Linked DNA regions of Homo sapiens: region 2 is linked to region 1. A link is an interaction called in ENCODE POLR2A ChIA-PET data of the cell type or tissue named here. Cell type or tissue: Panc1. All regions are shown on one strand. Links, peaks and the distances in the headings refer to the core of each region. The heading gives the core; the rest is flanking DNA. Region 1 has its middle 72 kb from the start of LINC00544. Region 2 overlaps UBL3 (ubiquitin like 3).

Region 1 (2,930 bases), core at 100-2,599:
TGAGCATTTATTCATTTGCTTTTTATTTTGGATTTCCTGTTTAATGACTTGCCTATTCATACTCTTTGTCCATTTATCTGTTGAGGTCCCTGTGATTGATTTGCAAAAGTTTCTTGTATATTTTAGATATTTGAACCACATCAGATGTTGACATTTTAAATATATTCTCCTGAGTTGTCACTTGCCTTTTAATTGTGTCCATGATTTCTTCATTAAATGGAAATCCTTAACATTGATATAATCAAGGAATATAACTTTGAACCTGAGCCCTGAAAAATGGGTGATTTCTAGCAGGAGGAGAAGGGGTGGAAATTTAGGCATAAGCTTCCATAAGAGAGGTCCTAACATTGAAGAGCCAAAGGCAACTGAAATTTTTTCAAACAGAAAAGATAAAATACAGACAGCAAAAAAGTTATTTCACCCAAAGGGCTGTGTGTCAAGGAGGCTTTAGACATAGTCTATCCCCAAATAACAAAGAGTTCCCTGGGTGATGGGGAGCTCCCGCTTCCTCCAGATGGCCATGCACAGGCTGTAAGAGAGTCAGGAGTGCCACATGGAACCACAGTCTTTATAAGCCCTGAAGGTACTGACAGTTCTGAGAGCTCAGAGCCTCTGGATGGGATAGAAGAGGAGGAAATTCCACAGAGATTGTTCTGTCCCTTAACCAAGCAATTCCTCATGCCCATGCAATGCTCACCTGGCTGAGCTAGTCTTCCCAGCATCTCTCAACAAGTAGGAGCACTTTCACACTGCACCCCACTCCACCTCTTACTCAGACAGGCACAACTCATTAATCGCATGGACATGGCATTAGGCAAGCCCTTTCTGTGACTTTTTGTTTTTAATTCACAATTTAGACTTTTAATTGGTTCCCCTAATTCTAGGTTCTAAATCTGGAGAAAGGTACAGGAAGGGGTGAAGGTAAAATGTCGAATAGACCCCAGTACAGTCATGAAGCAGAGAGAAAAGAGAGTTTCTGTCTTTCATTCACCCATTCATTCACTCACTCATTCATTCACATTGGTTGTATACTAGTGAGTGTATCCTCCATGCCAAGCACTAGGCATAGAACTGGAACAGAATGAACAGCAAGAGTGAGCAGAACAGATGTTGTCCTACCCTCATGGAGCTTACAGTCCAGAGGGGCAAACATTTACGTAACACCAAATCTACAAACGTATTCACACTCTCACCCACCTTCTCCCTCCTTTCTTCCTTTAAAAGTAGTGAGACGAATAAGGAAAATGCAAATTATAATGAAATAAAACTACCATTGCATCTACTGCATTGTCAAATATCCAGAAGTTTGATGGCATATTCTGTTGGTAGACTATAGGACAACAGGCAGGCTCGTACGTTGCTGATGGGAAAGCAAAGGAGTGCAGCTCCTATGGAGGAAAATTTGGCAATATGGAGCAAAGTTATATATATATTTAACCCTTTCACCTAGCAATCCCACTCCTAAGAAAATAACCCTAAGATAGGCTGGTGAAAATACAATATGCATGCAAAGCTATTTAGTACAGTACTTCTTGTAGTAGCCAAAGATCGGAAAAACAAACCAAATGTCCATCACTAGGGGAATTAGTTGAAGAAGGCAAATCCACACAATGGAGAATCAAGCATTATAAAAAAGGAATGAGGAATGCTGCACATTCTAGTAGGGAGAAATTGGAAAAGTTGAGAATAGTGTATATAGTATGCTACCTTATATCTTAGAATAGGCGCGAATAGTGTGTGTGTGTATATATATATGTACTATTTTAAAATTTTAATGGAAGGATGTACCAAAAACTAACAAATGTGCTTACCTGTGTAGGAAGGAGGAAACCAAGTGATGGGTAAGACAGTAGACCTTATTTTACAAATTTGACTTTGCAGCCAACGAAATGTTTTATTAGAACAAAATTTAATAAGCAAACTGAGTTTCCCCAAAATATTGAACTCAGAATAAAACAACTGAGCTTAAATGTATATAAACATGGTGACTTAACCACACAAAAAGGAATTATTTCAATTGACTTTAAAACATAGTAATTATTTATTTATTTTATTTTGGTTTTTTGAGATGGAGTTTCGCTGATGTCACCCCGGCTATAGTGCAGCGGCATGATCTCATGATCTCATGATCTTGGCTCACTGCAACTTCTGCCTCCCAGGTTCAAGCAATTCTCGTGCCTCAGCCTCCCGAGTAGCTGGGATTACAGGTGTGCATCACCACGCCTGACTAAATTTTGTATTTTCAGTACAGATGGGGTTTCACCATGTTGGCCAGGCTGGTCTTGAACTCCTGACCTCAGGTGATCCACCCATCTCAGCCTCCTAAAGTGCTGGGATTACAGGCATGAGCCACCGAGCCCTGCCAAAACATAGTAATTAGACTATGCATGTTTATTAGGATTCATATCCCAAGGATTACAAGAGTCACAAAGAAACCCAAAACTGTTTCCAGCAATATTATGGTTGGCAATAATATTGTTAGTAAATATTACTAGTAATAATATTATTATTACAGATAATGTTGTTATTTTGGAGTTTATAAATATATAAAATGATTCTATTTTAACTGCATGTGTGATAAAATTATAACACAGACACATGCAATAAGATAAACCAAGTAATTCATTATAATAAAGTTATTGGCCAAGAACAGAAGTTTTTAGCGTAAAAGAAGAGAAATAATGCCAAAACTCGTGATATATTTTCTCTTAGTTTGTTCTTCTAGCTCAATCCACTGAAAAGGTCTAGAGACAGTAATCGCCTGGTAGCAATGAGTATGCCTATCACTCACATTATGGTCTTGAAACATCATTTTCCACTAAAAAGAGCTAGAAGCTCTTGCAGAAATGACAGTTTGCCTGCCTGGGACAAGATGAACCCGGAACATTTTATTAAACCAAAAAGCAAGAAAGTCTTCAAATGATTGGAGA
Region 2 (2,930 bases), core at 96-2,595, 170 kb after region 1:
GTAGTAGTATTAACAGGCATAAGCTACAACTATAATACCCTCGGCACCTAATATAGATTGTGAAGCTTTATGCCCCTTCACTAGATCAGTAATTTACAAAATGAGGTGAAGCAAGTCAATTTTGAGAAGTAAATATGAGAACTTCTGTTTGTTTATTTTGTCCCCCAAAAGGGAAAAGAATTGAGCTTTTCTATTCATACTATGTGAATTGGCTGTGAGGTTCTCCTAGGTCCACCTGCATTCAGGTGGTCACTGAGAGTGTGGTTTGCTGAGGGAAGATGTGTGAATTCTAGAATGTAGATGCCAGCAACAGCACCATGAGTTTCTCAGAGTTTTTCCAGTTTTTCTGTTATATAGTCCCTTTAAAAATACTTTTTAAAAGAAGAATCTATGATACTTCTTATTGAGATGGGGAACAGAGGTTTGCTGTCAAAGCATTTAAGAGTTGTAGAACTCAAAGATTAATCACACATTTTTATTACAAAAGATGAGTATTCTATATGCTGTTCTTATCCGTGATGACAAGAGGCTACCAAAAATAAAAATCTAGCGGATGTGTTTGGGAAAAAATCCCCAAGTTGTCACTTCAAGGCAAAATCGACATTTTAAACAGTAAGTGAGAAAGTACCTGCTTTTCAAAAGAAACATGTTATGGAGAACATTTTGAAAGCATGTTGAAGTATTTACAGTCTGTTGAAAATCTTCCTTACAATGAATTTTAATTGACTTTGGACCATTTATTGGAAAGCCAAACATTTTAATTTGTAAACATTCTTATTGCAGTCAGGAAAAAGAAAATTTTAATAACATTGACATCAGGTAGCTGACTTTGAATAAAAATGTTTGCGTATTTGGTGATAGAATGAAAAAGTAATATGATTTAGTAAGTTAGTAAGTGACATGTTCTTCTATATAGATCTCATCTTTGTAAGATAAGTTTTTCAGGTATGACTTATGACAGCTCTTAAAACCAAGTGCAAAATACATTGAACTTCACAAAAGAAGAAACTAAGATTTAAAAAAATGGAGATATATTTAATAATAATGCTCACCTAATATGTTAATAGTAATAGCATTTTTAGTGATTGAAAGATTAAAACAAGTTAATATTTAAAATAGTTGATAGTTAAAATAGTAAAGTAAAAACAAAATTTTAATCTTTTAATTTCTGTTTTTAGTATATGTTTTATACTATGTGTATGTTTATAAATGAAAACACATATACTATAGGTATGTGCCTCAAGTATTTTATATTTGGGATCTTCAGTCAAAAAAATGTAGGAGCCACTGCACTAGATGACTAAAGATTTCTGAGCATTTTAACTTCTTGTGTTTGATAGTTAGAAGTTTTCTGTCTCCTGCCTTGTTGAGCAGCTGTTTTTTCCTGTGATCAGTGTGCCTACTTATTCCTAACCATTTACAGTTGCTGGTTTTAATTTGCTATGGGTGTGGAAACCATATTTCCAAAGTTTATTAAAAATAATATGTGTTTAAAATGAGCAAATGGTGTCTGAGTAGGATTTTAGGAGTTACCTCACAGTAAAGTGAGTATCTTTTGTTTCATGGACTTGATCATATCTGTTTTGGTTGCTTAGAATTCTCTTTTTAGGAGGGCTAATTTTCTGGCTGTTAGTTATGTTTTGCAGAGATGCAGTTTCTTGATAGTGAAGAACTGCTTAGGTGATAAAAAAATTACACATAACTTTACTTTGAGCTCGTAGAGGAGAGAGAACTAATATTTGTTGTGTACTTTCTAGTACCAGGCAGATGCTTGGCATTTTACATTATAGCATTTAATTTAATCCTTACAGTCACCCTGGATAAATATGGTTGGTATATAGATAAAGAAACTCTTAATACCCACCAGGTGAAGACCACCAGGAATGCATCTGTGGTGAAACAAGTTAGGTTGACTGTTTTGCAGCTAGGAAGAGCGTATGCCAGATCCTGCCAAGTGTCAGTAAAAGAGAATGGGAGGGCTGGGCACGGTGGCTCACACCTGTAATCCCAACATTTTGGGAGGCCGAGGTGGGTGGATCACTTGAGGTCAGGAGTTCGAGACCACCCTGACCAACATGGTGAAACCCCCATCTCTACTAAAAATACAAAAATTAGCTGGGCATTGTGGCAGGCGTCTGTAATCGCAGCTACTCCGGAGGCTGAGGCAGGAGAATCACTTGAACCCAGGAGGTGGAGGTTGCAGTGAGCAGAGGTTGCAGTGAGCTGAGATTGCGCCACTGCACTCCAGCCTGGGCGACAGAGTAAGACTCTGTCTCTAAAAAAAAAAAAAAAAAAAAAAAAGAAAGAGAATGGGAGGAGTTTTCAGTAGGGTTTGGGCTGTGCTGGAAGCAGGGACTCCTGGACTGAATGCTATCGTACATCAACTGGAGGTGGGTTAGTAATTGGGTCTTTCAGCAGTCTTTGTTTAGGAGACAGGATAAATGAAGGGGATTTGGAAAGTCATTGGTGAGAAAACATAATCACTTACAGAATGGGAGATTGTTGGTCATTTTGGAGCTGCAGTGTGGCCATAGGAAAAACTTTTTACCTGTTGGTCTTCTATCTTTCAGATATCACAGTCTGATTATCAACCGAGCTCATTTTTACTTTCTCACAGCCTAGGTTCAGAGAGGGTAAGGAACTTGTTTGAGATCACATAGCGAGGAAGAAGTTGAGCTAGAATAGGAGTTTGGGTCTGGTGGCAATAGTGATAAACATCTACACCCCTCCCCACAACGGTAACTGAGCAAACATTACTGAATCCCTCAGGCACATTATCCTAAGAATGCCTTAGATTCCTTCCCAATACCTTGCTCCAGGGAGTCCCTACTGATTGGTCTGAGCTAGCATGGTAGAAATGAAACCTACTTCATATATCTTTGTAATAAACTATGTAACATCTGGATTGGAATGATTTTAATTAAGGTTGG

Evidence for each region. Peaks named below come from ENCODE experiments on the same cell type or tissue, not always from the same donor. Only the 100,000 strongest peaks of a DNase experiment are listed, where the experiment ranks them.
Region 2: POLR2A ChIA-PET joins it to region 1 with 5 read pairs; 5 of 35 experiments call an interaction of 5 or more read pairs at or near these places.

The regions. Positions count from the first base shown.
Region 1 is chr13:30,007,398-30,010,327 of GRCh38, reverse strand. No RefSeq gene overlaps it. Among named protein-coding and RNA genes, the nearest start is that of LINC00544, 72 kb to the right of the region's middle. In Panc1, for the core only: no CTCF peak of the experiment used is centred there; no DNase peak of the experiment used is centred there; H3K27me3 peaks cover 297 bases.
Region 2 is chr13:29,841,506-29,844,435 of GRCh38, reverse strand. The region is part of intron 1 of UBL3 (ubiquitin like 3); the gene reads left to right. Among named protein-coding and RNA genes, the nearest start is that of UBL3, 7.6 kb to the left of the region's middle. In Panc1, for the core only: no CTCF peak of the experiment used is centred there; no DNase peak of the experiment used is centred there; H3K27ac peaks cover 604 bases.